2 separate regions of the Homo sapiens genome follow, and region 2 is linked to region 1. A link is an interaction called in ENCODE POLR2A ChIA-PET data of the cell type or tissue named here. Cell type or tissue: CD4-positive, alpha-beta T cell. All regions are shown on one strand. Links, peaks and the distances in the headings refer to the core of each region. The heading gives the core; the rest is flanking DNA.

Region 1 (15,258 bases), core at 4,814-12,813:
ATGATAAAGCGTGGTAAATGCGAGGCAAGAGACAGAAGATGGAAGACACATCAGTGTGGGAGGGTGAGGGTCATAAACCAGACAGGGAGCACACGATTACATCTGAAGCACCAATAAGACAGGAGCAATACTCTTCAGTTTGAGAGGAGAGGAAAAATTCTGGGAAGGCCAGTAGACAGTTCAAATAATTTAATATTATGCCTCAGGTGTAAGATCCTGCTTGGAAGAAACCTCCAGAGGTAGACGCTCAGAAATCTGTAGCTGGAATTGCTAGTAGGGCTCATCTAGTCTAGTACCCTTTTTCTTTACACTTAAGTAAAATGAGACCAGAAAATGAAGTGATATTTTCAAGATCCCACACGGCTAGTCTGTGATAGAAACCAGAGCTTAGGCCTGCTGATCTCAGTTGAGACCATGGTTTCTTTTTTCCATATCAGGCTACTTCTCTGAGTCCAGGCACCTAGAGACAGCTTTCTTTTGTTCTTTCTTTTTGAGATAGAATTTCATTCTTGTTGCCAGGCTGGAGTGCAATGATGCAGTCTCAGCTCACTGCAACCTCTGCCTCCCAGGTTCAAGCGATTCTCCTGCCTCAGCCTCCCAAGTAGCTGGGATTACAGGCGCCTGCCACCATACCAGGCTATTTTTTTTGTATTTTTAGTAGAGTTGGGGTTTCACTATGTTGGCCAGGCTGGTCTTGAACTCCTGACCTCAGGTGATCCTCCCACCTCGGCCTCCCAAAGTGCTGGGATTACAGGTTTGAGCCACCATGCGTGGCCGAGTCAGCTTTCTAACAAGGTTTTGGCTCTGTTTTCTGGAAGAATGGGAGGATCTGTTCTCTGAATTAGCCTTTTCATATGGTTTTCTCTGTCTTTTCCTTTTGCTCCTCTCTTGCTTCTGGCCTTTTGTTTGCATCTCAGCCTGTAGAAGACAAAGCTAACCTGTCCGTAGGCCATGGGAGTGGGCATCTCTCTAGGTGGGTGAGATGCTTGGGTGAGAAAGTGCCACTTGTACCAGTGATAGGATATTGAAGGGATAGACAGTAGTCTCAGTCACCCATCCATGAGGGTAAGAACAAGCGATATTCTGCTATAGCAGAAAGAAAATTGGCTTTAGAGACAAAAGACTTGGCTCAAGTCCTGGATCTGTCACTTTCTGAGGATGTGGTTTTGAACGTTATTTCTATAGGTGGCTGCATCGAAATGAGGCAGTGGATATAAAAGTAATAAAAACCACAAAAAGTCATGCACATGCAAAGTGATACTATTATTTGTTACCAACAATTGGGTCCTGGTACTTTGAGGCTCTCAAAGTACTGTGAACTGTTGGTTTTGTGTGGTATTTAGTGGGCTATTCTAGTCTTCTTCCTTGCCAAGCACCACTGTTTCAGAGAGGCTAATTCCGTCAGCGTGAGGAACAGAAGGAGTCACTCGAGAAGCCATCTCCACCAAAGTAAACACATCCTTCTGGAAGCTTAAATTTTCACTTTATCCCTTGGGAACTAGGGACATGAGTCATAATGAGTTAGCAGGTGGCTTTTGTGAAATACAAGAGGCTTTGTGAAATGCAGCAAATATAGCCAAAAGCATGTGTAGTAGCTTCCTATGGCTGCTCTCACAAATTACTACAAATTCAGTGGCTTACAACAACACACATGCATTCCCATTTATTCAGTTAGGAAGTCAAAAGTCTGAAATGCATATCATAGGCTAACGTCAACGCGTCAATAGAACCGTGTTCTTCCTGGAAAGAATGTGTTTCCTTGACTTTTTCCAGAGTCCGCCTCCATCCCTTGGCTAGTGGCCCCTTCCTCCTCCATCTTCAAGTACGTCACTCCAAGCCCTCCTCATCATCATCACCTCCTGTCTCTGTCTGTGACTCTCCTGCCTCACTCCTTTCCTTGTAAGGGCCCTAATGATTATATCTTCCCAGCTCAAGCTCCTCAGCTGAATCACATCTGTAAAGTCTCTTTTGCCATGTAAGGTCACATATTCACAGGGTCTGCAGATTAGGACATGGACAGCTTTGGTGACTATTATTCTGTCAGCCACAGCATGTGTGTATGTAAGCGCTTGGTCTGCCTTTCCCCTGAGTTCATGACATTTCTGTTACTAACTTGTCACCCTTACCATTTCCAACCCAAGCACCAGGTAGTCATAGCTAACCTTCACTGGGTACCTACAGTGTGCCAGACAATATTTTAAACACCTAACATATGTATTATTTTGTTTTATTCTTCATAACAACCCTATGAGATAGGAACTATTATTATACCCATTTTACAGATAAGAAAACTGAAGCACAGAGATTTGAACTTGCCCAACATCACACAGCTAGAAAGTGGTAGAAACCAGGATGCAAATCCCAGGCAATCAACTGCACACTCAAGAGTTCTTAGCCAGCATCCATGGTATTGGCATGTAGCTAGTGTTCATGAAGGTTTGATGAACAGCAGAAGGAAGGAAACTTGAGATCTAAATAAATGATATGAAGTCTCTAGATTACATGGAACTGGGGTCAAGAGGGCAACCCGACTTGCCCATTGGTTTGTTCTTTGACTTGGCCCCAGCTAAATGCAGTGGGGTTGGCTGTCTAGTGATGTGGTCTGGAGTTGGAATGGTTATCACACTTTCTGGAATAGTGTGTGTGTGTATGTGTTTCTGAGTGTGAATGTGTGTGTGTGTGTGTGTGTATATACACTGCCCATCTCAGCTCCCAACTGTGAGAAAATGGGGACAGGATTGTACTTACGGGTCACAGAGCACCAAGTCTCTGCCAACCACCTATCCCAGCCTCCACCTGCTGCTGCCAGATGAACCTCTGTGGTAGAAATAGGAAGCATGTTCCTATTCTTGTGGCCTCAAGAAAGGGCTCCTGGGGCAGAATGCAGAGTGGTGTGTCTGGTACTTGAGTGTATGATCAAACTGATGTACATTCAAATTCCTACTCCACTTAGGTTACCAAATTCCTCTAAGCTCAGTTTTGTCTTCTGTTAAATGAAGGTAATAGTCTGTGCCTCAAGGAATTGTTACAATGATTAGATGAGATAATACACATAAGAATGGTGAGTGCAGAGCCTGACCTTAAGTGCACGATAAATGGTAGGCATGGTGGTTGGGCTTACAGTGTTGAGTACAGAAGGGGACTCTGGGTATGTTAATAAACTATTCTAAGTCTTCTGGTAAGAGTGTGTTTCTGTTTCCTCCCCAGCCTCCTCAAGACCTAGATGGAGCCTAGGGAATAATTTATTATTTATTTATTCATTTATTTATTTATCGAGACTGAGCTCTGTTGCCCAGGCTGGAGTGCAATGGTGCGACTGTGGCTCTCTGCAATCTCCGCCTCCTAGGTTCAAGCGATTCTCCTTCCCCAGCCTCCCGAGTAGCTGAGATTACAGACGTGCTCCACCACGCCCGGCTAATTTTTGTATTTTTAGTAGAGATGGGGTTTCGCCACGTTGCCCAGGCTGGTCTCGAACTCCTGACCAGAGGTGATCTGCCCACCTCGGCCTCCCAAAGTGCTGGGATTATAAGCGTGAGCCACCACACCCTGCTAGAAGGAATAATTAAAATAGCATTCAGTTTGTGTGATGAGTGTTCTGAGGAGGGGAACAGAGATGCGGGGAGCTGGCTTAGGAGTGTGGCGCTCCTCAGTGCGCAGTGGGAGCCACACCACTCCTGCCTTCTGCCTGGCCTCGCAAGTTCAGAGCTGCTGCCTTGTCAAGAAAAATCCATGGGCCAGGCGCAGTGGCTCACGCCTATAATCCCAGCACTTTGGGAGGATGAGGCAGGCAGATTGCTTAAGGCCAGGAGTTCAAGACTAGCCTAGGCAACATGGCAAAACCCCATCTCTACAAAAAATGCATAAAAATTAGCCAGCATGGTGGTGTGCACCTGGTCTTGAAGATCCACTGAGCAATCAAGATACCCTCCTGGGACGTCAGGCCTCAGATCTGCAGCAGCTTTTCTACATCAGGTTGGAGGAGAATATTTGAAGTTCTTATCTTCCTCCAAACGTAAGACCACAGGCCCACAAATGGAAGGCTGAACAGACAGCTGTGTCCCCTTGCTGTCTGGCCGCCTCAGACACCACAGATCTCCCGGTATCACTTTATCCATCAGGCCTTGGCAGGGAGGCCACAAGTGGGCTGTCTTGTTCCGGCCTGTGGCTGCCAGCCTTACAGACCAGTGGAGCAGGAGAGATGGGCCTCAGAGGAAGAGCGGTGGGACACCAGGAAAACCGCCTCGGTGAGATGGCCTGCATTGTGCGTGACTGGTGAAGACTTCCGAATGGGATGACTCCCAGGGGGTGTTGAGTAAACAGACGGTTGCTGTTTGCTGTGCAGCTGGCTCCGAAGGATGTGGAGGATGGAATCTCAGTATGTGAAGTTTTTTTTGGTTTGTTTTTTGTTGTTTGGTTTTTTAATGTTCCTTTTCCATCTTCTGCATGCTGGGGCACCAGCCGCTGCCCCAGAATGGGTTGTCCTGGGAAACAGGTCATGCAGGGCTACCGATGTTTAGTCTGGAAAAGACATGCAGAGATAAGGAAGATGTTGAGGCAGGACAGAACCAGGCTCCTGTTAGTCCAACAAAAGTTTACTGAGCAGTGACTTTGTGTCAGGCACCTGGGAATTGTGCCGCATTCTGAAGGTACAATCATGAATAAGACCCTGACCACAAGGAGCCCTCAACCTCTTGAAGAAGACAGACCCAAGCAGATGACTTCAACATAATGTGGTATGATGGAGAGGGATGGAGGGTATCTCTCCTCTAAGAGTGAAAGGGCTGTCAACTGAAAAACGGATGCCTATTTTGTGAACTTTTTTTTTTTTGAGATGGAGTCTCCCTGTCACCCAGGCTGGAGTCCAGTGGTACAATCTTGGCTCACTGCAACCTTTGCCTCCCGGATTCAAGCGATTCTTCTGCCTCAACCTCAACCTCCCATGTAGCTGGGATCACAGATGCACACCACCACACCCAGCTACTTTTTGTGTTTTTAGTAGAGATGGGGTTTCACCATGTTGGCCAGGCTGATCTCGAATTCCTGACCTCAGGTGATCTGCCTGTTTCGGCCTCCCAAAGTGCTGGGATTACAGGCGTGAGGCACAGTGCCCGGCCTATTTTGTGAACTTTAATGAGTGGTTATAATTGCTGGGGACAGGGTCAGATTTCAGTTCACAAGAAAAAACAACTTTTGGAAACCATTGGCCCACGTACAGATGCTCGACCTCCTCAGCGAGAGTTTTCTCTGGTTCTGAGTGAGCACAGCAGAGCTTCCTGGTTAGCCTCCTCAGAAGGACCCAAGCATTCTGTGTTGGAGTCAGGAGCATACCTAAAGTCCCTGGGGGACCAGGCTGGGCCAGCCTGCAGTAGGGACATGGCCTCTAGGGGTGTCCTTTATGGATCAGCTTCTGGATAGCGGCTTTCATGGGCATGATTCTCAGGTTGGTTAGGGATGGATTATCCATACCCCAGGGCTGAGGGGATGTGCAGTGATGAACTGATGGAATTGAGCAATGGCCTTAGGAAAGATGAGCCCTCAGCATTCGCTGGTTGGGCAAGCGTTCACTGGCCAGCCACTGTCTGGCCTCTGGGCACGTGACAGTGAGTTGTGCTCAGCATTTTGGGAAGGGATTACTGCTGAGAGAGGCCTCAGCAAAGGAGATGGGAAGCAAGTCCAGTGTAACCAAGCCAGGGCAGAACAGCCACCTTAGGAGGAAGAAAAGGAACTGTTGAGCTGGGGATGCAGGCCCTTGAGACTCAGGAGGATTTGAATTTGTAAGTTAGGAGGCTGAAGTTTTCAGCAGTAAAAGGAATAGCCTTAGCCAACCTTTAACTCCTTACCATAGAAAGTTCCAGGGCTGGGCGCGGTGGCTCACGCCTGTAATCCTAGCACTTTGGGAGGCTGAGGCGGGCAGATCACAAGGTCAGGAGATCGAGACCATCCTGGCTAACACGGTGAAACCCCGTCTCTACTAAAAATACAAAAATAAAAATAAAAATTAGCTAGGCATGGTGGCGGGCGCCTGTAGTCCCAGCTACTCGGGAGGCTGAGGCAGGAGAATGGCGTGAACCCGGGAGGCAGAGCTTGCAGTGAGCCGAGATGGCTCCACTGCACTCCAGCCTGGGCGACAGAGTGAGACTCCGTCACTTAAAAAAGTTCCAGAAGGCCTGGCGCTCTTTCTATTGTCACTGCAATTTCTGATGATGGAGAGAATGCATATTTTTTTGCTAAAGAGTCCAATCCTATCTCCTTGTTTGGTCCTCTTTGCTCTGGAATTGCTCTTTCTGCAGAGGGGATTTTCTACTTTAAAAGAAAAAGAAGATCATGATGAAGAAGGAAGTACTCTCAAATTTCTTCAGCCTTTCTCAGCTTACTGCTGGACTCCTGCCAGAATATTAGAGTATCTTTTTAGAGCTGCATATCTAGGGTTCAGGATGCCTCTTTTTCTTCCACTAATTTCCTGTTAATAGGGCTGTGTTGTTGTTTTTCCCACACACATTTATTAAGTGTGTGCTCTGCTAGTATCAAAAGAAACAGATATGGCTAGAGAATGAGCTGCCACCTTGGTGCTCCCAGTCTAGTAGGGAAAACAAAAATAAAAATTAAATTATATCAAAATAAAAAAAGAAAACCAAATAAGTATACAGCAGTCTGCTAAGTGCCCACAAACACAGAGATGTAAACGGTGCTATGGAATCATGAAAGAGCTAGTGAAAATAACTCGAGTTGGGGCCCCTCGTTCCTCTGAAGAGCTGGATTTTGTCAAGTGAATTCATATTAGATTCTCAAAGCTGTTGGAGGTAAATACCATTCAGTCATCTCTTATGTGCCAATCATAAGCCATGGCACCTTACAAACATTGTCTGTCTTTTTTTTTTTTTTTTTTTGAGACGGAGTCTAGCTCTGTTGCTGAGGCTGGAGTGCAGCGGCGCGATCTCAGTTCACTGCAAGCTCCGCCTCCCCGGTTCACGCCATTCTCCTGCCTCAGCCTCCCCAGTACCTGGGACTACAGGCGCCCGCCACCACACCCGGCTAATTTTTTTGCATTTTTAGTAGAGACAGGGTTTCACCATGTTAGCCAGGACGGTCTTGATCTCCTGACCTCGTGATCTGCCCTCCTCGGCATCCCAAAGTACTGGGATTATAGGCATGAGCCACCGCGCCCAGCCCAAACATTGTCTTCTTACTCAGCACAGCAAAGCTCTGCAGTTAGTTTTTTTTTTTTTTTTTTTTTTGAGGCGGAGTCTCGCTCTGAGGCCCAGGCTGGAGTGCAGTGGCACAATCGCAGCTCACTGCAACCTCCGCCTTTTGGGTTCAAGCGATTCTCCTGTCTCAGCCTCCTGAGGAGCTGGGATTACAGGCGTGCACCATCATACCCGGCTAATTTTCGTATTTTTTGTAGAGACAGGGTTTCACCATGTTGGCCAGGCTGGTCTCGAACTCCTCACCTCTGGTGATCCACCCACCTTCGTCTCCCAAAGTACTGGGATTACAGGCATAAGCCACCGTGCCTGGCCTGCAGTTAGTATTAATAAACCCATTTTACAGATGAGGAAACTGAGTTTATTAAACATGCACCATGATTAAGTGGCAGAGCTGGGTCCCTAACCCAAGTTTTCCTGGCTCCAAAAACCTTTTATTAGACCCGTGTTTATGGTGCCTCGGTTTCTGCTTTGCTGGTTTATTTTTGTTCCTGGATCACAGCTTTAAACTTGCACACAGAGCTCTAGCACCCTGACTGGCAAATAAGCATTACTGGCAATGCAGCCAGCTGCTGTTTCCTGTGTTTAGAGACCACATTGCAGGAAAGTGTTTTAAGAGTTGTTTTGAGTGTTGGTTCTGTTCCTCCGTGTGAAAGTGTGGATGCTGTTCTGAGAAAGAGAAAGGTGACGCGGATGCTCAGCGTTCTGTGGCAGTTCCCATTTGGTGGGGATTTGGAGAGGAATTGATATGTCACTGGATGAGATCAGAGTCTTTGTTCTGTTTGGTCTGAGACCATGTGGCATCATGAAATCAATGGACTGTGAGGTCAAAGTTCTAGAACTAGCTCAGCCGCTGTTCTGTCCTGTGACTTTGGGTAAGACAGTTTATGTCTGCTTTGCCCATCTGTGCAATTTAGTTCTTCAAAGCTGCAAGGAGCACCTCTGATGAGCCAAGCACTGGGGTCCATGGCCCCCAGAGATAAACAGGATGTAATCCTGGCCCCAGTGAATTCCTGAGAGTAGGAAGGAGATAGACGCATACACAGTAGATAATCACAAAACAAGGAGGCACCTGCTGAAGGCAGAGCCCATTTTCCTCCAGTTTGCAGCGGACCATCTTGGAACTGCAGGGTATTTGGAACTTCTTTACAATTAAATAGAGAGAGAGTGAGAGCTTACATTTGTTCTGAACCTACTATGTGTAATTTTACTCTTTTCCCAATCCTGAGGAAAGTAGTAAGCAGTACTTCCATTTTACAAATGAGAAAAGCAAGACAGATACATTAAAGGATTTATCCCACTCAGAAGTGACTGTGCCAATGCACTGAAGTTTATCTGGCTTTAGACCCCTCAGCTCTCCCACCTCACCCTAACAGCCCTTGTAAGATTTCATTAAAAAAATTTTTGGCTGGGTGTGGTGGCTCAGGCCTGTAATCCCAACACTTTGAGAGGCTGAGGCAAGAGGATCGCTTTGAGCCCAGGAGTTCGAGACCAGCCTGGGCAACAAGGAGAAACCCCGTCTTTACTAAAAAAATACAACAACTGGCTGGGCAGGATGACTCACAGCTGTAATCCCAGCACTTTGGGAGGCCGAGGCAGGTGGTTTACCTGACGTCAGGAGTTCAAGACCAGCCTGGCCAACATGGTAAAACGTGTCTGTACTAAAAATACAAAAATTAGCTGGACGTGGTGGCAGGTGCCTGTAATCCCAGTTACTCAAGAGGCTAAGGCAGGAGAATCGCTTGAAAACCTGGGAGGCAGAGGTTGCAGTGAGCCGAGATTGCGCCAGTGCACTCCAACCTGGGCAACAAGAGCAAAACTCCATCTCAAAAAAATAATATATACAAAAACTAGTTGGGCATGGTGGCACAGGCCCGTAGTCTCAGTTACACTGGCTGAGGTGGGAGGATTGCTTGAGCCCAGGAGATGGAGGTTGCAGTGAGCCAAGAATGTGCCACTGTACTCCAGCCTGAGTGACAGAGCCAGACCCTGTCTAAAAAAAAATTCTAAATAGCGACATTCCAGCATCCCTGCATTATTGAACTGTTGTCTCCCTGTCTTCCCCTCAGGCTCCCTTCTGTATTTCCTGGCATCACTGTCACCTTCTGGCCCTTCCTGCTCACCTTTGCCTCCCGCCCCCAGGCTCTTCTGTGTGACTCAGCCACCTTTATGAAAGCCGCCTTTATCACTCAAGCCCTTGCATTTTCAACACCTCTGGGTCTTGCTTATGTTTGTTGATGAATCCATGGATAACTTCATCCTGGGTACATTTTTCTCTTAGATGAAATGTTATACAGTCGGCCCTCCATGTCCATAGGTTTTGAATTTGTTGTTTCAACCAATTGCAAATCAAAAATATTGGGGGGAAAAATTGCATGTGTACTGAACATGAACAGAATTTTTTCCTGCCATTATTTCCTGAACAATACAGTATAACAACTATTTACATAGCTTCTATGTTGTAATCGGTATTATAAGTAACCCAGAGATGATTTAAAGTACACAGGAGGGTGTGCATGGGTTATATGCAAATACTGCACCATTTTATATCAAGGACTTGAGGATTTCGATATCTGAGGGAGGTCCTGGAATCATTCCCCTATGGATACCAAGGGAGTACTGTACGTTCTTTTCAAATATTCTCTCCTTTGAGAAAATTTCTCAGGTTGCATTATCCATTCCTAACTCCTATATACTACATTCCCATCTCGAGGCAGAATGTGTTTATGTGCGTCTGTGCTGCCCTGGAACATTGTACGTACCTGATGCCGTGCCTCTGGTGGAGCACTTACCATTATCACATCATCAAAGTCAGCTTATGTCAGTTTCCCAGACTAGACTGTGACTCCTTGGAGAGATAGTATCTTAGTCTTTTATCTTTCCCTAGCCCTTTGCATGGTGCCTGGTACATAATAAGCACTCCATTCATTCATCTCTTTAATAACCTTTTATTAACATTTATTATTTTGTATACCCTGTGCTAGCTGAGATGGTGCCATTGCACTCCAGCATGGGCAAGAGGAGCAAAACTCCCTCTCGAAAAAAAAAAGGCTCTTATAAGGGTACTATTGCTTTTGAGGCAGAGTCTTACTCTGTTGCCCAGGCTGGAGTGCAGTGGCAGAATCTTGGCTCACCACAACCTCTGCCTCCCAGATTCAAGCAATTCTCCGGCCTCAGCCTCCTGAGTAGCTGGGATTACAGGTGCCCACCACCACACCCAGCTCCCACCTCCATGCCCAGCTAGTTTTTGTATTTTTAGTAGAGATGGGATTTTGCCATGTTGGCAAGGCTGGTCTCAAACTCCTGACCTCAGGTGATGTGCCTGCTGAGGCTTTCCAATGTGCTAGGATTATAGGCATGAGCCAAGGGCACTAATCTCATCATTAGAATTCCTCCCATGAACTTGTCTAACCCTAATTACCTCCCAAAGGCCCCATCTTCAAATACCATCATATTAAAGGTTAGGGCTTCAATATATGAATTTTAAGAGGAAACAATTCAGTTCAGTTCATATCAGCCATCAGTGACCTGGAGAGAATACCTATGTGACTGAATGGTGGGAATTTGAGGCCAGGTGGGACCCTACTCCATCCTGCCACAGCCCTGTCAGCTAGCAGGGGTCACAATGGGGACCATCCTCTCTGCCCTTCTTTCCATTGTGGCTGCACTCAGCCTAGATCTGTCTGGCTGACCCATGTTCCTTTGAGTCCAGATGTCCAATAAGAAAATAGAAACCATAAGAAGTGAGAAGGGAAATGCCTGCAGCCTCTAGGAGTGAAGATGGTGAAGGCTAAATCTCTTTCCTAGGTCTCTCACTAACCACTTGGGATCACTTCCACATGACTCACTAGTATATGTGATGGTCCAGCAGGCACTGCCACCATCATCCCAGGACCCACTGCCCAGAGGCTGAAAGGTGTGTTTTCAGGAGCTGATTGACCCTTGTGCTCCACAAAATAGTCAGTCATGGGGAGGGGCTGCCATTCCCAAAATCTCTTAAGAGTTTCAGACCATTCAGAGTTTGGAATGCTGTGGAACAAATTCCTCCATCAGTCAGGAGAATGAGTATCCACTTATGAGGCATAGCTTAGAGCAAAGGAACCGCGTACCAGGATTTAGAAAGTGTGGGCTCTAGTCCCAGCGTTTCGCCTGATTTGCTGCATAATCCTGGGTAATTCATTTGTGCCATCCCAAATAACACTCATTATACCCCATGATGTACCAAGAACTGTGCTTGGCTGCTGGATATGCAGGAATAAACAAGGATGCCTCTGTGTTTAAGAGCCGTAGTGTCATAACCATGTAATTCAGGCTGTGAAGAGGTACACGAGGTACTAAGAGACCTGACTAAAAGCCACGTAGCCCAGAAAGCACAAGACTCACAGGATCCAGGAAGGATCCACTCTAAGGAGGTGCCACTGGAGCTGAGGTTGGGAAGACAGGGAGTTGGGCAACTGGACATGTTGAGGGTGAAGGGGTGGGGCGAGGAGGGGATAGTGTAGGTGAAGAGGTCAGTGCGTGCATAGGCACGATGGATGAGAAATCCTGGTGCACCAACGCAGTGTATTTGGGGGCAGAGGAGCTGGAGAAGCTGGCGACAATTGCATGGTACTAGGGAGTCTCAGTTTATTTTGAAGGCCCCGGAAAGGCACCAAAGGATGGTGAGCAAGTTCACGATGTAACCAGATTTGTCTGAGAGAGCATAGCCTCGCCACTCAAAATGTGGTCCTCAGACCAGCCCTTTTGGTACCAACCAGGAGCTTGTTAGAAACATAGAATCTCAGCTCTACCTCAAACCCACTACGTTAGAATCTCCACTTTAATAAGATCCTTAGGTGATTGGTATGTACACTGAAGTCTGGGACACCTTGATCTCTAGCAAGGACCAGCAAACTCTGTAGAGGGCCAGAGAGTAAATATTTCAGGCTTGGCCGACCATATGGTCTCCATGGTGGCTACTCAGCTCTGCTGTTTTGCAATAGCAGACATGGATGATATATAAACAAATAAGCATGGCTGTGTTCCAATGAAAGTTTATTTGTGGGCACTGAAATTTTAATTTCATATAATTTCCATCAGTCACAACATGTCATTCTTCTTTTGATTTTTTTCTTCTTTTCTTTTCTTTTTGGTTTGAGATGGAGTCTCTCTCTGTCACTCAGGCTGGAGTGCAATGACACGATCTTGGCTCACTGCAACCTCCGCCTCCCAAGTTCAAGTGATTCTCCTGCCTCAGCCCCCTGAGTAGCTGGGATTACAGGCACCCACCACCACAGCCGGCTAATTTTTGTATTTTTAGTAGAGATGGGGTTTCACCATGTTGGCCAGGCTGGTCTCGAACTCCTGACCTCAAGTGATCCATCCGCCTCGGCCTCCCAAAGTGCTGGGATTACAGGCGTGAGCCACCATGCCCAACCAATTATTTTAACCATTTAAAAATGTGAAAACCATCTTAGCTCACAGGCTGTACAAAAGCAGGAGGTGGGCTGGTTTGGCCCCTGGGCTGTAGTTTGCTGGCTCTTGATCTGTGGGTTTCTGTATCTTCAGCTTCAAATAAAACCTCCTGAACTATATGCTTCAGAGAGTGATTGTGAAAATCAAAGGCACGGGGAAGGACACCTACACTAAGTCCTTATTTTCAGATCAGGAAATAGAGACTCAGAGTGGGACAGTGACTTGCTGAGAGTAGCACAGCTTGTTACTGGTTAGGACTTCAATGCAGGTCTGCTGCCTTCCTATCAAGTGCTCTCCCTTTATTTTTGTTTTTGAAACGGAGTTTCGCTCTTGTTGCCCAGGCTGGAGTGCAATGGCGCGATCTTGGCTCACCGCAACCTCTGACACCTGGGTTCAAGCGATTCTCCTGCCTCAGCCTTCTGAGTAGCTGGGATTACAGGCATGTGCCACCATGCCTGGCTAATTTTGTATTTTTAGTAGAGACGGAGTTTCTCCATGTTGGTCAGGCTGGTCTTGAACTCCCGACCTCAAGTGATCCACCCGCCTCAGCCTCCCAAAGTGCTGGGATTACAGGCGTGAGCCACCGTGCCTGTCTGTGCTCTTCCTTTATTCTATGCATAACTGATTTGAAAGGAGAACCAGAGTCCTGTCTTTTCTCCTCTACAACAGAGCAGAGTAAAGGATGCGTAAAAGGCAAATTAACCTTTTTTCTGATATGTTGCAAATGGTTAGTTAAGGGCTTTTTAATGTCAGAGCTGCCGTGTCAAAGCCAAAATGCTGTGAGCAGCCGGTCCCAGGGCAATGTGTTTGTCCAGAGCAAGACCCGAGGCATTTCAATACCTGAAATAAGATACCAAAACTCTTTTTTATTTAGCAAAATAAAAGTTAGATTAGGTGCTATTCCATAACAAATGAAGTTTCGCTAGAAATTATTTAATTTATTCGTATTTGTTTTTGTTGAAACCTTGCTCTTTCATAGTAATTAATGAATCATTCATTGTAATAGTTACTTAAAAGCATAATAGAATGAATCAAGCATTCCATTTGGTTTCTTATCCATAACTGTAGGGTGTCTAAGTGATTTTTCTTGTGACAAAATCCAAGACGTTGATTTCTTTAAATCCACCCAAAATTTCTACATACATAGCCCCAACTCTGGCCCTATTTCTTCTTGTTCTAGCCAGATTCCTCAGTCAAACAGGAACAGTGCTCACAGAGGAAATGGAGTTTTGCCTTCTTGTACCTCTGATGCTTTGGTTTTGGACACAGAAAGGCAATGATGAGATTGAGAATATAAGTCCCAGACAAGCCACACTGAACAGTCCACTCTGAAATCACGTGTGTAGTAGGTCCTCGGGGAACATGGATAAGCTTCCCTCCAAAGAAAGCCGAGTCCTGGGAAGTAGGGACCTGGTCATCCACTGTTTGAATGTCCTGTTCCTTGTTCTTCCACCATGACACTGGGATAGCATGCTGTCTGCAGGGGTAATAGGCACAGGTTCATATGCATTCTTCTGTACACACATGCACACACACACACACACACAGGCACATGCATGCAAACCCACATGCTTACCCCTCTGGCTTGCTTGATCCCTTCAGGGTTTGAAAAAAAGATGCTTCTATTTGGAGGCTGGTAGAAGCCTGTTAGGTTACTGAGTACTTTTGGGGAAGGGACACAAAGAGACAAGTCATCTGTTGCCATCACACAACTGCATGGTCAGCGTGTCTGCGATCCACGATGCTCTGCCTGGGTTTGGGAAGCCTTGTGTGCTGAGTGTGGCAGCAGCAAGGCTGACTCATCACTGCCACCCAGGGTGGCCCAGCTGTCAGAACAAGATGGGCCCATCTCCTGTCTGTTCTCCCTGCCTTGTCAAAAAAGCACCAGTCGTGAATCATCTGCCCATGTACAGCCACTTGGAAGCTCGGAGGGATCACTGCGAGGATAGCGAGTGCAAATTCTCCTCCTGCGTAGTACCCTGCCAACCCTGCCGACGCACCATGAGGCCTTGGACAAATTGCTTTTTCTTAAATAATTAATTATAATAGTTTTCATTTATTTAGTAGTTGACTGTGTGGATGGTACAACGGAGCCACCAACAGACACAAGTCTGACCCACGGCACCAAGCTGCCTCTCACCGTCCAGTATGAGATCTCATCTCATCCTCGTGGCAGTTATTTGATATGGATGATAGTTATATTCCCATTTTTATAGATGGGGACGCTGAGGCGTTCACTTGTCCTGAGAAGTTCACTTGTCCCTGTTGTGGGGCAAGGAGTGACTCTAACCTTCTGACTCCAAATTCCATATTCTTTCCAGTCTGCCTTTCCCGAGTTTGTATCTTTCCCTGTAAAAAGTTGAGAAACACTTCTTTCTCCTTCATTTGGTTCCTGGAGCCTGAGATGCACGTCTCTTTCTAACCGAGAGCTTCTTTGAGGAAGATGGTAATTAGGACACTAGGGGCCAGCTCTCCTCTCATTCTCTCCTGGCAGGGCTAGAGGAATAACCCAGCTCTGGGCTGCCTGTAGCTTCCCCTCCCCTCCAAGAGGGAGCTGCACCAAGCCCAGCACTGTCACGGGGAAGCTTGCTCTGTAGAATTC
Region 2 (15,258 bases), core at 3,051-11,050, 52 kb after region 1:
GATGTTAAAAGAATGAATGACTCGGCCAGGCGCGGTGGCTCACGCCTGTAATCCCAGCACTTTGGGAGGCCGAGGTGGGCAGATCACAAGGTCAGGAGATGGAGACCATCCCGGCTCACACGGTGAAACCCCGTCTCTACCAAAAATACAAAAAATTAGCCAGGCGTGGTGGCGTGTGCCTGTAGTCCCAGCTACTCTGGAGGCTGAGTCAGGAGAATCGCTTGAACCCGGTGGTGGAGGTTTGCAGTGAGCCAAGATCGCGGCACTGCACTCCAGTCTGGGCAACAGAGCAAGACTGTGTCTCAAAAAAAAAAAAAAAAAAAAAAAAGAATGAATGACTCTAGGTCAGTTTCTACAACAGATGCTGACTGACCAGCCAAGCTCTTTATGGAATTCTGTTCACTTAGAGTAAGCAAATCTTCCACAGCACTACGGGGGGGTGGGAGTGGGAATGTGGTGGCTGGGAGGACCACTAAATCTTTTTTGCTATAAATTGCTTTCCCGTATGATGATATTTACCACACCAGGATTTCAGCTCTAGCTCAAAGCTTGCTTAAGGATATTTGTCAGAGTGAGCTTGCCTGAGAGTTCAGTAATTCTCAAGATGGTTTCCCTGAAAGAATCCTTGTTCAAACACCATCCCTTTAAAAGTCCTTAATCCAGACTGCCTGTTCTGCAGACATTCTCAGATGCATTATTTAAAGTTATTTCCAGTGGTGCGTGGGTGGGAGGTGGGAGCTACATTTGTTACTTAGTGGTTTCCAAAAGCCTTCCAGGATCTTTCCTTTTTACCCTAGTGAGGTTGCTCACTTTTAACCCTTCTTTTCCAGGTCTCCTAACATAACTTCTTAGGCTTAGTAGCTCATTGGCAAATCCGTTAATGCATTTCACTGCTATTGGGTGAAATTTAGAAACATGCTACTCTGTTCTTTGGGGATGCCTCTTAGCAGAGAGAGGCTTCTTTTTCTTAAGGAGTCAAAGAATGACATTCATAGAAGACACTGTTTATTGGATGAACCAGTTACACAGACTTTTTGATTCTTGGGAGAATGTTCATATCTGTGGTATAATGCATTAGTCATCATACTTTTGAAGAATAAAGACATCACATGGTATTTGCCCTCTCCCAGGGCCCTGCAACCTTTTGCATCTGTTATTTTGTTTGAAGCTCACAAAGCTTCCTGCAGTAGACAAGTTGTATCACATTTTACAGATGAAGACAGAGGCACAGGGAGGGTAGTGACCAGCTGAAGGCTGCCCTTGGTGGATGGCCCAGTGGGACCTAGAGCTCCGCCCTCATGCTCTCTTGCTTCCTCGCCTTGCAAGACTTTGACTTAAACATTCTGCCTCTCCTAATTACTGATAGGTGTCCTGGTTCTCTCCTGCACTCCAGGAACCCAAGTACAGGTCTCAAACACTTGAAGATTGTCTTTTGCTGCACGGGTCCATTTCTAACTTGCAACATCTTTTTTCTGGTTCTCCTGCTTCTGCCAGATACTGAGAGAGACGGGAAATGTCTGTGTGTCTCTGGATATTTTGAGACTGTTCTTTGTCTAGGAGAGTGCTCAGTGGCAGAAGGAACCATCTAGATATCCAAGGAGAAAACTGCTCTTCCTGAGTTCTTTGGTCTCTAAGCTCCAGCTTGGTAGAAAATTGGGCTTCTTTTCTGAATATCCATAGTGAAGTTACATTCCTTAGAAATTCTTCACATGAAAGTCTGACAGCTCTAGGGGGTTACCCTTTAAGCATAATATTCAGATCTGGTATTTCTTTTTTTTTTTTTGAGATGGAGTCTCGCTCTGTCCCCCCGGCTGGAGTGCAGTGGCATGATCTCGGCTCACTGCAAGCTCTGCCTCCCAGGTGCATGCCATTCTCCTGCCTCAGACTCCCGAGTAGCTGGGACTACAGGTGCCCGCAACCATGCCTGGCTAATTTTTTGTATTTTTAGTAGAGGCGGGGTTTCACCATGTTAGCCAGGATGGTCTCGATCTCCTGATCTCATGATCCGCCCATCTCGGCCTCCCAAAGTGCTGGGATTACAGGCGTGAGCCACCGCGCCCGGCCCAGACCTGGTATTTCTTTCGCCATGGGGCTATAATACTGCCAGCCTTTGCACAGAGCTTTAGAGTTGTGGTTATGCTTCAGAAGCTCCCAGAAAGTTTCTGAAAATACAGATTCCTGGGCTCCTCCTGGCGATTTTAATTCAGTAGGCTTAAGAGGATCAGAAATCTGTAATTAAAAAAAAAATCCTTTGTCATTTCTGACAATTAACCAGGCTTGGAAACCACTGTTCAGATTACAAAGCCCTTTTGTATATAATATTTCATTTGTTCATCACAACACATGAGGAAGCCGTTAACCTCCTTTGCAGATGTGACTCAAATATGGTAAATAACCTAAGTCCTTAAGTTAGTGAATAGTAGAGCCAAGTCTCCAGCCTAAAGCCTTTGTCTCCAAACCTGATTTCATTTCCACGTGATCTCCCTTGGAGACGCATTCTCCCATCTATCAGTTGTCCCAGGGGTGTTGGTTTCTTCTCATACTCTGCTTTGCTCACCAGCAAAAGGCCAAATTCATCTGTTCTTCCCTGCGAGCAGCAATAAGCAGATTTGGAGAAGGTGGTGGAAAGGCAGGCCCCAGGCAAGTGTCTCAAAGTATCCATCCTTGTCAGTTATCTGGGCCCATCAGACAACAGTGGCAGGCAGGCCCAAGGGATGTTTCAGCCCAGTTCCAAGAAAGAGTCCCAAAGAGCACCGGGTAGAAACCATGGGCCGGTGGCTTAGAGAGTTAGTGGTAAACCTTTCCTGTTTCCATGTGCATTGTGTTTTGGAGCTAGATCATCATGAAGAAACCTCAAAAATCTCAAGTTTCATTGTAATAGGAAGGAGGCAGGGTGGCCCTGGGGGTGGCTATGGGAAACTTTGAGTGGATTTTCTGGTGCTTCTGGGTGAGGCTATGTCAGTGTGTAAAAGTAACTTGAGAGCAGGGCTCTTTTGTCCTAGCTGGTTCTGTGTCATTGGGAGCTCCCGGAGTTTAAATGCTTATGTGGACTTTGGTGGGTGGTCCCCTCATCCCAGATTCCCAGTGTGGCAGCTATTCTTGGGATTTTAGAAATTGGAACCTGGAGGACCTTTGCCTTAGGAATGGGAGTTTGATTTCTGGTTATTTCGTTCATTCATCTATTGATAGATATTATTACATAGAGTTAAGAGCCTAAGCTCTGGAGGCAGACTTCCTGGATTCCATATCTGGCTTTGCCACTTACTAGCTTTGTAATTGTCACTGTGCCTCGGTGTACTCATCGGTAAGATCATGATGACACTGGTACCTACTTCTTCAGGTTTTGGCGAGGAGCAGATGAATTATTATGTGTGGAGTGCTTAGAATCGGGGCAGGCATGTAGAAGTTGCGGCATAAGTGCTAACTTCACTGTTGTTTGACAAACATCATGTTCTGGGTCCACCACTGTGGCATAGAGGGCATAGAGGCAACCACCAGGGGCCCACCTTGCAGGAGTTCACAGTTTGCTGGGAGACAGGCATGAAAACAGACCACTGCCATGTAAAGTTGCTGTTGACATAGGGAACGCTGTAATAGAGGAAAAATCAGAGGACTGCGGGGACACAGAGGAGCGGCCAGCTGTGTGCCATGGATGGGCTGGGCCAGGCCTGAACTGGCTTCTTAGAGGAGGTAGTAGCATTTGATCTTAAAATGTCATTAGCAATTCACCAGATGGGGGAAAGGGGAACGGCATTCCAGAGAGAGGCAACAGCACACACAGGGCCACAGAGGCATGACAACTCCAGCATGTGCAGGAAATGACAGAAAGTGGGGAATGTGCTGCATGAAAAGGAAGTGGGAGGTGAAGTGGAGAGTCCAGTGAGCGGCATCCTAAGATCCTAAGACTCATAAGCCCCATGCCAAGGGATGAGGACTTTGCCTGGAGGAAAGGCACTTGGGACTCACTGGGAGTGTTCGAAGAACAGGCTCAAATTTGTATGTTATTTTATTTATTTATTTATTTATTTTTGAGACAGAGTCTTGCTCTTTCCCCCAGGCTGGAGTGCAGTAGCACGATCTCAGCTCACTGCAACCTCCCACCACCCCCTAACCCCCACCCCCCGATTCAATCAATTCTCCTGCCTCAGCCTCTCGAGTAGCCAGGATTACAGGCACCCGTCACCATGCCCAGCTAATTTTTGTAATTTTACTAGAGACAGGGTTTCACCATGTTGGCCAGGCTGGTCTGGAATTCCTGACCTCAGGTGATCCATCCACCTCGGCCTCCCAAAGTGCTGGGATTACAGGTGTGAGCCACCGTGCCCGGCCTCAAATTTGGATTTTAATAAAATCACTCTAGTTGCTGTGATGAGCATAGCACCATAAACAAAAAAAAAAAAAAAAGAAAAGAAAAGAAACAAACTCAATGACTTGAGTACCTCGCCCTTGTTAAATGTGAGTGCAAGGTATCTACCATTTCAGAGAGGGCCCAACCTTAACCGTGGTCAGGAGGCAAGGGTTTGGAAAATGTGGTGCTGATTCAGCCCACGACATTCAGGGTACCCTGGAGAAGAGCCCTTCCGGTGTCTGGTCTCCCCATCGTTCTGTAGGTGCAGTAGCGACATTATACTCCCTCTCCATAGCTCATCTTTAGACAGTGTTGGAGGAGCATGCTGTACTGGATTTCCTGCAAATGTAGCCTACTCAGGAGGAAAAGTGGGGCTCCATTGCTTGTTTCATTTTTCTTTTCTATTTTTATTTTTATTTTTTTGAGACAGAGTCTCACCCTGTCGCCCAGGCTGGAGTGCAGTGGCTCAATCTTGGCTCACTGCAACCTCCGCCTCCCGGGTTCAAGCGATTCTCCTGCCTCAGCCTCCTGAGTAGCAGGGATTATAGGTGTGCACCACCACGCCGGCCAATTTTTTCTATCTTTAGTAGAGACAGGGTTTTACCATGTTGGCGAGGCTGGTCTCAAACTCCTGACCTCATGATCCACCCACCTCAGCCTCCCAAAGTGCTGAGATTACAGGCGTGAGCCACTGCACCCGGCCCCTTGTTTCATTTTTCTATAGAATATATTTGCACTTAATTTTATTATTTAATAGGAAACATGCTCATGGTTCAAAGAACAAAATGATAGGAAGGTTTACACACAAGTTTGCCCTTCCCTCTGTGCTCATCCACCCTGTTGTCTCCACACCTGCCAGAAGAAACCACTCTTATTTGTTTCTTGGGTATCCTTCTAGCATTTCTTTTTTTTCTTTTCATGTCAGATGGGTAATATACCGACATCGTAACAAGGTTCGAGGGTGGCACATCTCAAACACGCACGTGAACACCCAGTCATTACGCTTATGAACTATAAAAAGATCACCTTTCGGCATTTATTTCTTTTCTTTCTTCTTCTTCTTTTTTTTTTTTTTTTTGAGACTGAGTTCTTGCTTTATCACCCAGGCTAGAGTGCAGTGGCGCGATCTTGGCATACTGCAGCCTCCGCCTCCCGGATTCAAGCAATTTTCCTGCCTCAGCCTCCCGAGTAGCTGGGATTACAGGTGTCTGCTACCATGCCCGGCTAATTTTTGTATTTTTAGTAGAGACGGGGTTTCACATGTTGGCCAGGCTGGTCTCGCACTCCTGACCTCAAGTGATCTGTTCACCTCATCCTCCCAAAGTTGCTGGCATGAGCCACTGTGCCCAGCACCAACATTTCTTTATGCAACTATGAGCAAATGGGATCATAGATTCTTCCTGTTTTCCCTTTCACTTGTAGGATGTATCAACAAGGTCTTTGAAAAATCAAAGTCATATTTGCTAAGGGATTTCTAGCTAGTCCAGTTATTCCTTCCAGAGTGAAATAAAGGGAAGCAGAAGCTTTGCTGTGACTTTGTCTCCCTGTTATGTAAATGAGGGACAATATTGTCCGCCCTGACTCCCATGTGGGAAAGTAATAAGTAATTTCACATTGATCAACCGTTTTGAGCTTTCTGGCAGAAGGGATGCTCAGAGTAGTGCTGTTTTGATGGTTTCTCAGCAAAATACTTCCCTCTTGTCCACGGGTCCCAGGACTTATTTTTAAAAAAGGATTCCGATTGCTAATTGTTAACAAGTTGCTGGGTTTTTTTCCTCCCCTCCAGCTCTTCCTTTCAAAACTTCTGAGCCTTAATTAGCAGCCCCAGTTTCTGGCCAGGCCATGTGTGTCTGATTTTAAGCCGCGTCCTGCCGGGGACTCCTGCTGCACACATGTGCCTGCAAGTGCTCCCCCAGTTTCTGTTGCAGAGTTCTTTCGTTTTTCTTTTTTCTTCCACCACAAGTGCTGAGCCACACAGAAGCTTTAAGACTCCAAATCATAGCGCAGCAGCGAGCCAGTGTTGGCTGTAATTAGCTAGAATTGCAAACTCCTGGTCATAAAGACATCATGTCTTTGCTTACTGTGGTGAATTTCCTGCGTTCTCTAAGGGTCGCAGGAGAGGCTCAGAGGAAGGAAGTTGTCTATCAATTGAGGGAGGGGCGAAACTAGATGATCCCCAAGATGCCTTCACTTCTAAAATTACACTTTAATGACATCTTCTCCAGGGCCCGCCTGTCCCCACGTAGGGAGTGAAGCACCAGGCCCAGCAAGCCCCGTGGAGGCCTCCGAGATGGGCACCAGGAGACAAGGACAGCGAGGCTATCGTCTTGACACCACGGGACCTGGTCACTGTTTTGAAAGGGATTTGGTTTTGTTTTGCTGGGACGCTTCCTGGAAGTCTTTTCTTGAGGCAGTGTGTTTATCTGGTTTCTTAGGTAGAGCATAAGGCTGTTTTCTCTCAGACGTGGACTTGGCAATGCGGAACTCAGTTCTGGGCTGTGATTCAAAGCCTTGCCAGCTTCGTGAATTCAAGAAATCCTTGTTTCCACCCAAAGACCCAAAGAGACTTTGAACAGTCATTTCACCCTCCCCGCACAGCTGGGCCAGATGGCAGCAGTGGCCCAGTCCCTATCCTGAAGGCTCCTTACCTAGAGGAAGTCCACCTCACTGGGGACCTTCTCCTGCCCTGTAGTTTTAGCCCATCTTATCATTATTATTATTATTATTATTTTTAGAGATGAGGTCTCCTGTGTTGCCCAGGCTGGTCTCAAACTACGGGGCTCAAGCAGTCTTCCTGCCTCAGCTTCCCAAGGTGCTGGTATTACAGGCGTGAGCTACCACACCCGGCCTTAGCCCATCTTGAGGTGAAACTATGCAGTTGTTCTGGGAGGATCTACATGCCTGTCCTCCATGAGGATGCAGAGTCGTTGAGTTTACATGGGGAATATTTAGCCGTCCACGTCATTTCTGTGGGCTTCCCTAGGCTGACCCTGGAAAGAATTCCGGATGCTACTTGGGAGATACTCCTTTTTGCAAGTTGGCACAGACATCCTTCTGCCTTTTCTTTGTCCTAGGACCACTCTTTATGGTGTTCCTGTTGAAGCAGGTCGGGGGATTGGGAATTAAGCGTAGCTGACAGGGTAAAATTTGAGGAGCAGGAAGCTCATAGATGGGGGCCACCAGCCCAATTTCTTTATCTTAGGTCTGAGCTGTTAAGACCCATAGCTACTTCTCTTATAATTATCAAACTTTTCTTCTCCATTGAACATCTCCCTATTTAAATATTAGCCTCCCCAGGGAGATCTTTGTGATTCCCCAGCCTAACATGGTGTTTGGCTCACTGTAGATGCTCAAGAATTGGTTGTTGGATTGGGTACCCCATTCAGCAACATTTGTTGAGTGCCTAGAATGCGCTTTGCACTGTGCTGGAGTCTGGTGATGACAAAATCTGATAGAGCCCCTCCCCTTAAACAGTTTATCATCTAAGAAGAGAGACATCTGTGTACTTCTAACATCTAGCACAGGGGCAGAAACAAAGTCATTTGGTGGCTTTTGAGCTTAGAGTCATAAAATGTCAGAGCTAGAGGGTCTTAGGGATTGTTAAATCCCTCCCTCTCACTTTGGAAGTAAAGAAACTGATTGGTCAGAGACTTGCTCAAGGCCACCCGGTCAGACGGGGACAGAGAGTGCTCAGCCTGCCGTCCCTGCTTTCGGCTCTATCACCCCATGCAGCTTGTCTTTGGCCTTTAACTAGAAAGATCAAATCATGAAAAGTAGAGGGAGTACCAGAGAGAGCAGGAACCCACTTTCATTGCAGGTCTACTGTGGCTCAGTGACCTAAATCCTGGGAGGACTGGGAGGCTCTGGACAGTGGCTCTCTGACTAGGACTGCGGAGTGAGTACTCCAACGCCACAGGGGCCAGCTCCCTGCAGTTCCCACTGAGACTTATTTCTCCAGAGGCCAGAAAGCCCAGAAGATGAAGCCTTGTCACTTTTGGTCTTGTGGCCCAGTTCAGCTGAGATGCCACGCGGTTCTTGTTGAGGGGAAGGGGTGTGAGAGGCCCTGGTGCCTGAGCCACACACTGGGGCTTTCCATCCTGCTGAAGTCAGGACCTTCATTGGCCCTGATTCAAACAAACTGATTGGAAAAAGACATTTTTGAGACCATCAGGGGAAAATGAATGTGGATTTGATATTCAGTGATATTAAAGAATGATTATAAATGTTAGATATGATAAAGGCAAGTGATTATGTTAAAGATAAAACAGTTCTTATCAGAGATGCATGCTAATGTCTGGGTTGTTTTAAAATACTCTAGGGTAAATAAATCTTTATGAGTATTTTGGAGTAAAATGATATAATACCTGGGATTTGCTTTAAAATGTTCCAGGCTGGGCACAGTGGCTCATGCCTGTAATCCTAACACGTTGGGAGGCCCAGGTGGGAGGATCGCTTGAGCCCAGGAGTTTGAAACCAGCCTGGCAACATAGCAAGACCCTATCTCTACAAAAAAAAAAAAAAAAAAAAAAAACCCTAAAAAGTTACCCAGGCAGTTAGCTTCGTACCTGAGGTCCCAGCTTCTTGGGAAGCTGAGCTGGGAGGATCAGTTGGGCATGGGAGTTCGAGGCTGCAGTGAGCCATGATCATGCCTGCACTCCAGCCTGGGTGACAGAGTGAGACCCTATCTAAAAAAAAAAAAAAAAAAAAAAAAAAAAAGGCCAGGTGCAGTGGCTCACACCTGTAATCCTAGCACTTTGGAGGCCGAGGCAGGTGGATCACTTGAAGCCAGGAGTTCAAAACCAGCCTGGCCAACATGGCAAAACTCCATCTCTACTGAAAATACAAAAATTAGTTGGGCATGATGGTGTGCGCCTGTAATCCCAGCTACCTGGGAGGCTGAGGCAGAAGAATTGCCTGAACCCAGGAGGTGGAGTTTGCAGTGAGCCGAGATGGCTTGGTGGCTGTGGAAGAAGTGGCTTCCACAGACATGACAGGGTGTGGGTGACATCACACGGGTCCTTGAACAATTGCACTCACATTGTGGGGAGGTTCCCGCCTTTCCATGTGTCCCCTAAGAGACCCAAGGACTTGGCCGGGCACAGTGGCCAACGTGAACTCCATGCCATCCTTGGTATTTTCCATTCATGTTGCCAGACCATCTCTGTTTCAGGTCAGCCTCCTCAGACACCCAGAGAGGCCTATCCTAAGCCAAACCCCCTCACAGAGGTGTAGGGCCAGCACTGCACATCGCTGCACAACTGAGCTTGCCTTCTCAGCCCGCTGTGATGCAAATATTTGGATTCTTTTTTTTTTTTTTTTTAATTGAGACAGAGTTTTGCTCTTGTTGCCCAGGCTGGAGTGCAATGGCACGATCTCGGCTCATTGCAACCTCTGCCTCCCAGGTTCAAGTGATTCTCCTGCCTCAGCCTCCCTAGTAGCTGGGATTACAGGCATGTGCCACCACGCCCGGCTCATTTTGTATTTTTAGTAGAGGCGGGATTTCTCTATGTTGGTCAGACTGGTCTTGAACTCCCGACCTCAGGTGATCCGCCCGCCTCGGCCTCCCAAAGTCCTGGGATTACAGGCATGGGCCACCGCTCCTGGCCAATATTTGGATTCTTATTCACCTTCTGTCCTTGTCTTGCTGTCTTTCATTTCCCTCCCTGACAGTGGAACCTTCACTACTTCTGCCCCCTAAAGGTTCTGCCATGTCTGCAATCCCCATAGTCTCTACAGTGTGATTTTCCTATTACAGTGGCCCCTCCTTATCCTTGGGGATACTCAAGACTCCCAGTGGATGCCTGAAAGCGCAGAGAGCACCAGACCCAATTGTGCCAATCGGATTCTGTTTCAGGTCATGTCTTCCACCCACAAATTTAACACCTTTTCCATCCTAACTAAGCAATTATCATGCACTATGGCTATAACTTTTGCAGTTTGAGGTGTGGCAGCAAAACCAGCACAAATTTCTTCTTCCTTCTTCACAATCTCATGGATGGAAGATGAGTTTTTACTGTAGACCTGGGTGACTTTGGCATGCAATTTTTTTTCTTTCATTATTAAGTTGAGAACTTTCACCTTTTCACTTAAATGGAGAACTTTACGTCTTCTCTTTGGGGATATCCAAATTGCCAGCCTCACTACTCTTGCATTTTGGGGCCATTATAAAGTAAAATAATGGTCATGTGAACATAAGCACTGCAATACTGGGACAGTTGGTCTGATAACCTAGATATCTAGTCACTAGATAACTAAGTGACTAACAGGCGGAGAGTGCAAACAGTGTGGATTCACTACTGCATCCACAGCCTGTATCCAGACTAGACAAAGGGATGATTCATGTCCCTAGTGGAATGGAGTTGGATGGCTCAAGATTTTATCATGCTACCCAGAACGTCACACAATTGGAAACTTGTGAGTTGTTTATTTCTGCAATTTTTCACTTAATATTTTTGGACCACAGTTGACCACTGGTAACTGAACCCTTGGAAAGTGAAACCACAGATAAGGCAGGACTGCTCTACTAGTTTGTTTAAATGTTTGCTCTCTTGTCACACTCACTACTGAGGTTTTTGTACCCAGACATGTCCTAGCCTAGAGCACTGCATTCTGGTCTTCCCATGGCCACGTTCTTTAGTACAGAGTGAAGAGTTCTTAGTTTGAAGGAGATGTGCATACCCTGGAGCCTATGTGTCTCCCACCCCGACGACACACACACACACACACCATGCTCTGGATATTAGGAACACAAATGATGAGGAACCTGCTTCCGGGGTGTCTCCCCCATCTCTAGTCTCCCAAAGACAGACAGCCCTAGCCCTGAGGATGACAAAGGAGCTTCTGTTTGTGGGGGTGTGGACACAACTTTGACATCTTCTTGGGGTACCCATATGCATACATGTGAGGACCCTCCTGGTACCCCCACAGAAGCCAGGGTCTGAGCTAAAAGCAGATGGAAGCAGACCACAGGAGAACAGACCAAGGCCGGCTGGCTGCTGGCTCTTCCCAGGTTGCCATACCCTGACACACAATGGCAAGAAGTCTGAGCCTCTAACCAGGTTGTTATGAAGGTATATTGGCCAAGGTTGGAGGCTAAGGCATATTTATGAGTTGGTTCGCTTGATTTATTATTTGTAAACATTTAGACATTGGTGTATGTGGGCCTCTCTTTATACTCTTGCCCAGGCCCTGCACGTTGTAAGTCTCTGTTTCCTAATGGAGACACAGGAATTTTGCTCTGGGCTGGACTTCATCTTGCCTTAAGGAAGGCTTGTGTTCTTCCATGGTATTTCCTGCAACTTGTAAAATACAACTTGTAAAGTCCTATTGTAGCCCCACGTATTTCCTGTGTTTATAATGGAGATGAAATCGTGGTTTGTCTTTCCACCACCCATCTTTCCACCCCCAACAACCCTCAATTAGATAAACTAACAAGCTAATTAAAAATAGCCTTAAAGTAAGGACACTTGTGTAAACCAACAACTTTATCAGAAAAGGTTTTCCCTGGAATTTCCCATCCTCATTCAAAGGGACAGGCAGTGTTCTGGATTCCAAACAATAGATTCTAATCAATAGCTCCTCCTATTCAAATAGTGGCAGAATCCTACCTGCCTTCCTTCCCTCCAGTGGAATGTTAGTATCTCTCTCAATGAATCATTAAAATTCCTGGCTTGTTATGATGTACCCGTCACTATACCTACATAATATCAAGCAGAAAGCTTTTGAAGGCCTTTTGGGATAGCAGAGCAAGGGTCTCCCCACCCAACTGGTCATATAATTGGCTTTTCTCTCTTTAAAGACTCGAAGCCTTTGTGCTAAACAGAAAATGCCAAAGGTCTTTGGATATGGGGAGTCGAGTGTAGAGGTGGGGTGTTGGCTTCATACACAGCAGAGAATGTTTCCCTCCTTTGCTGTGGAAGACTAACCTTAGCAGCTTCCCACTCACTCCATCTCAAACCCAATTAAATTTTAATTCAGATCATCACGAATACAAAGTGCTTTCTTCAATCTCTATTATTTCTGGAGTTCCCTGGTGTCCAGTTTAAAAAATTCTTCAGGGAAAGATGTCTGGCAGTGATTGGATGAAGGTATTGACTTTGGAAAGAGGAGTCTTAACATCAACAAGTATGTCAACGATAAGTCACTAGAAACAAATCCCAGCCATCCAGTTTGCTTGTTTATGTGGTTCAAGTGCCTCGCGCCAAAGCATGGCCCAGATCCAAGTTTCACATCAGTAATTCCTGCCATTCAACATGTTTAGCTTTTGTTTCTTAATGGGTGTTGACAGACAATCTACTTCCCATAATCCTCCATTCGCAGCTGCCTTCATTGATGTATTCATTCCACACATGTGTTGAGTAGCCCTGGAATTTTTGCTTTACAGACACCCATGGATATGTCAACAGATTATTATTGTAATGATAAGAGTATATGATAATAGAGGTATGTATAGCACTGCATGAACTCAGAAGAAGTAATGTCTTGTCTTATTGAAGAACTAGAATATCTTAGAGGATGACAGTTGACTTGTATCTTGAATGATGCACAAGAGAATTTACAGCAGATTTGAGCAGTCAAAATTTAATGTCTCCTCTCTTTTTTTTTGTTTTGTTTTTGAGACAGAGTCTCACTCTGTCGCCCAGGCTGGAGTGCAGTGGCATGATCTCAGCTCACTGTAACCTCCGCCTCCTGTGTCCAAGCAATTCTCATGCCTCAGCCTCTTTAGTAGCTGAGACTACAAGTGTGCACCACCACACCTCATTAATTTTTTGTGTTTTAAGTAAAGATGGGGTTTTGCCATCTTGGCCAGGCTGGTCTTGAACTCCTGACTTCAGGTGATCTGCCTGCCTCAGCCTCCAAAGTGCTGGGATTACAGGCTTGAGCCACCACGCCCAGCCAAAATTGAATGTCTCCTCCCTTAAGATTTGTACTTCAAAAGCTTTTGGTTTTCATGAGCACAGAAAAGGGGCTGATAGCCTGGTGATCAACTGTGGGCCTTATCAACAGCTACAGTGAAGAGGAAGACATTGAAAAGAGCTTGACATGGCTGAGCCTGAGGAAAGGACTTGGCCTGAGCAGACGGGGATTCCCAAGGAGAAAGGAAGAGGCTCAAGGTCTGAAGCCACTGTGCTCTGACCCCATGTCTTTGCTTGAATGGTGTTCATAGATTTACTAGTTGTTGGTGGCTTCCAGTATACCACTAGGGTGGGAACTGGCTGTCCAGAAAAGCCATCTGGGAGGGACACTTGGTGAGCACACTGTAATCTGGCTTAGCTCAGCATCCTGAAGATGTGGTGTGCTTCACAAGCAAGCCTCACTCCAACGACTGCCTTGGTTTACATCTTGAAATAAGTCCTCATCACTGGATGAGTATTTTAAGATGCAGCTTTCATCAAGACGGTTTCATTAAGGCAATTCCAGTAGAGTGAATAATCATTTTCCCCCCTCATCAGATGTGCTTAATCTTATAGAATTATGATGAGTTTAATCCTCACTTTTTAAGCTGTATCTTAAAAAAAAAAAAGAAAAAGAAAAAGAAAAAACCCTTAGAGAAATGATCCTGCATCTGTGTCAAAACGTTTCCCTCTGCATTTTCAGATCTGTCTTTTCTAGGTCACCATTGCTCTTTATGGCTTTCCTTATCACAGTTTTTTCTAACTTCCTGTTTCCTAGCAAACTTTATATAAACTCATTTTATTTTTACTTAAGCCATTCAGGAGTGAACTTTTCCCCTTTTTGGAGGCCAGTACTTTTTCTGCACCTTATTATTATTGTACACATGAGGGTCAGAGTTATTTCAAATGTTTTGACAACCTTCAATTATTTGCACTTAAGAGGTTGAGTAGAGAAGAACTGCATAAATTCCAAGCAAAATGACATTAGAACAATCACATGGATAATACCCAATAGCATATATTTCTCGTTTGTTTATTTGCCCTTGGAATGTACTTAAAATAGTATTTTTAGTGCACTAAACTGCTTCATTTGCAGTTCTTACACTAGATGGGCAATGAAATTTACAGTCCCGAACATGTGGGTAACAGAAAGCTAGTGTAATATAACTCTTTCCTAACCAGAACAGCTTGTCACAAAGACAGGCTAAATACACACTCTTCTAGTTAAGGAAAGAAATGCAATGCTAGATGAACAGGAAGTCCTGTTCCACCAGCCCAATTCACAAAGACCTAGACCTCATTCCTTTAGTTATTAAACATTTGTTGAGCACCTAATATGTGATAGAGGCGAGAGGTTCAAAGAAGAAAAAGACATTGCCCTGTCCTCTTTGGGTTCGGTAAAGGAATACACAGTGTGGGAAATGCCCAGAGAGTTCTGAGAGTCCCTAGTAGCAACAACTAATTCCACCATATTTCACAGAGAAATATTTGATCTGGACATAGAAAAGTATGTAGAAGACATCTATCTACTTGTCGAAGTGGGGAAGCCGAGTTCCAGGCAGAGGGCCCAGCATGTGCAAAGGCAAAGAAGAAAATGAGGTCATGAGGGAGGCAGAGTTCAGAGTTGTGGGATGTAGGGGGCATGAGAGCGAAGTGGCGGCTTGAGCCTAGAGACATAGATTTGGACACCATCATGGAGCACCTTGGACACCATCTGAAAAGGATTTTACCTGTAGGTAACAGGGAGTCCCTGAAGGTTTAAGCAGAGGTAATATGGTTACATCTGAGCTCTAGAATAACTGATAGCAATGTGGATGGTGTATAAAATGGGAGAGAAGACAGGAAACCAGAGCAGACTTGCCAGGTAAGAGACAAAGATATTCTGGCCCAAGACAGTGGAGGTTCAGAAAGGGGAAAGGCAGTGCAGTTCAGCCTCATTTAGGATGCTTTGGTACCTGGCAGAGAAAGATAGAGAAGTCAAGAATGCTTCCTAACTTCTTGTTATTTCAGCTTTGT

Evidence for each region. ChIA-PET counts read pairs that join two places held together with the same protein. Peaks named below come from ENCODE experiments on the same cell type or tissue, not always from the same donor. Only the 100,000 strongest peaks of a DNase experiment are listed, where the experiment ranks them.
Region 2: POLR2A ChIA-PET joins it to region 1 with 30 read pairs; 10 of 35 experiments call an interaction of 5 or more read pairs at or near these places.

The regions. Positions count from the first base shown.
Region 1 is chr11:122,667,512-122,682,769 of GRCh38, forward strand. All of the region lies in intron 1 of UBASH3B (ubiquitin associated and SH3 domain containing B), which reads left to right. Among named protein-coding and RNA genes, the nearest start is that of UBASH3B, 19 kb to the left of the region's middle. RefSeq lists an enhancer at 3,633-4,133. In CD4-positive, alpha-beta T cell, for the core only: no CTCF peak of the experiment used is centred there; DNase peaks (open chromatin) are centred at 6,885 and 7,860; H3K4me3 peaks cover 656 bases; H3K27ac peaks cover 2,423 bases.
Region 2 is chr11:122,720,941-122,736,198 of GRCh38, forward strand. The region is part of intron 1 of UBASH3B (ubiquitin associated and SH3 domain containing B); the gene reads left to right. LOC124902828 (small nucleolar RNA U13) reads right to left here and starts at 5,371; the gene lies at 5,268-5,371. RefSeq lists an enhancer at 6,554-6,613. In CD4-positive, alpha-beta T cell, for the core only: no CTCF peak of the experiment used is centred there; a DNase peak (open chromatin) is centred at 6,291; H3K4me3 peaks cover 1,228 bases; H3K27ac peaks cover 3,210 bases.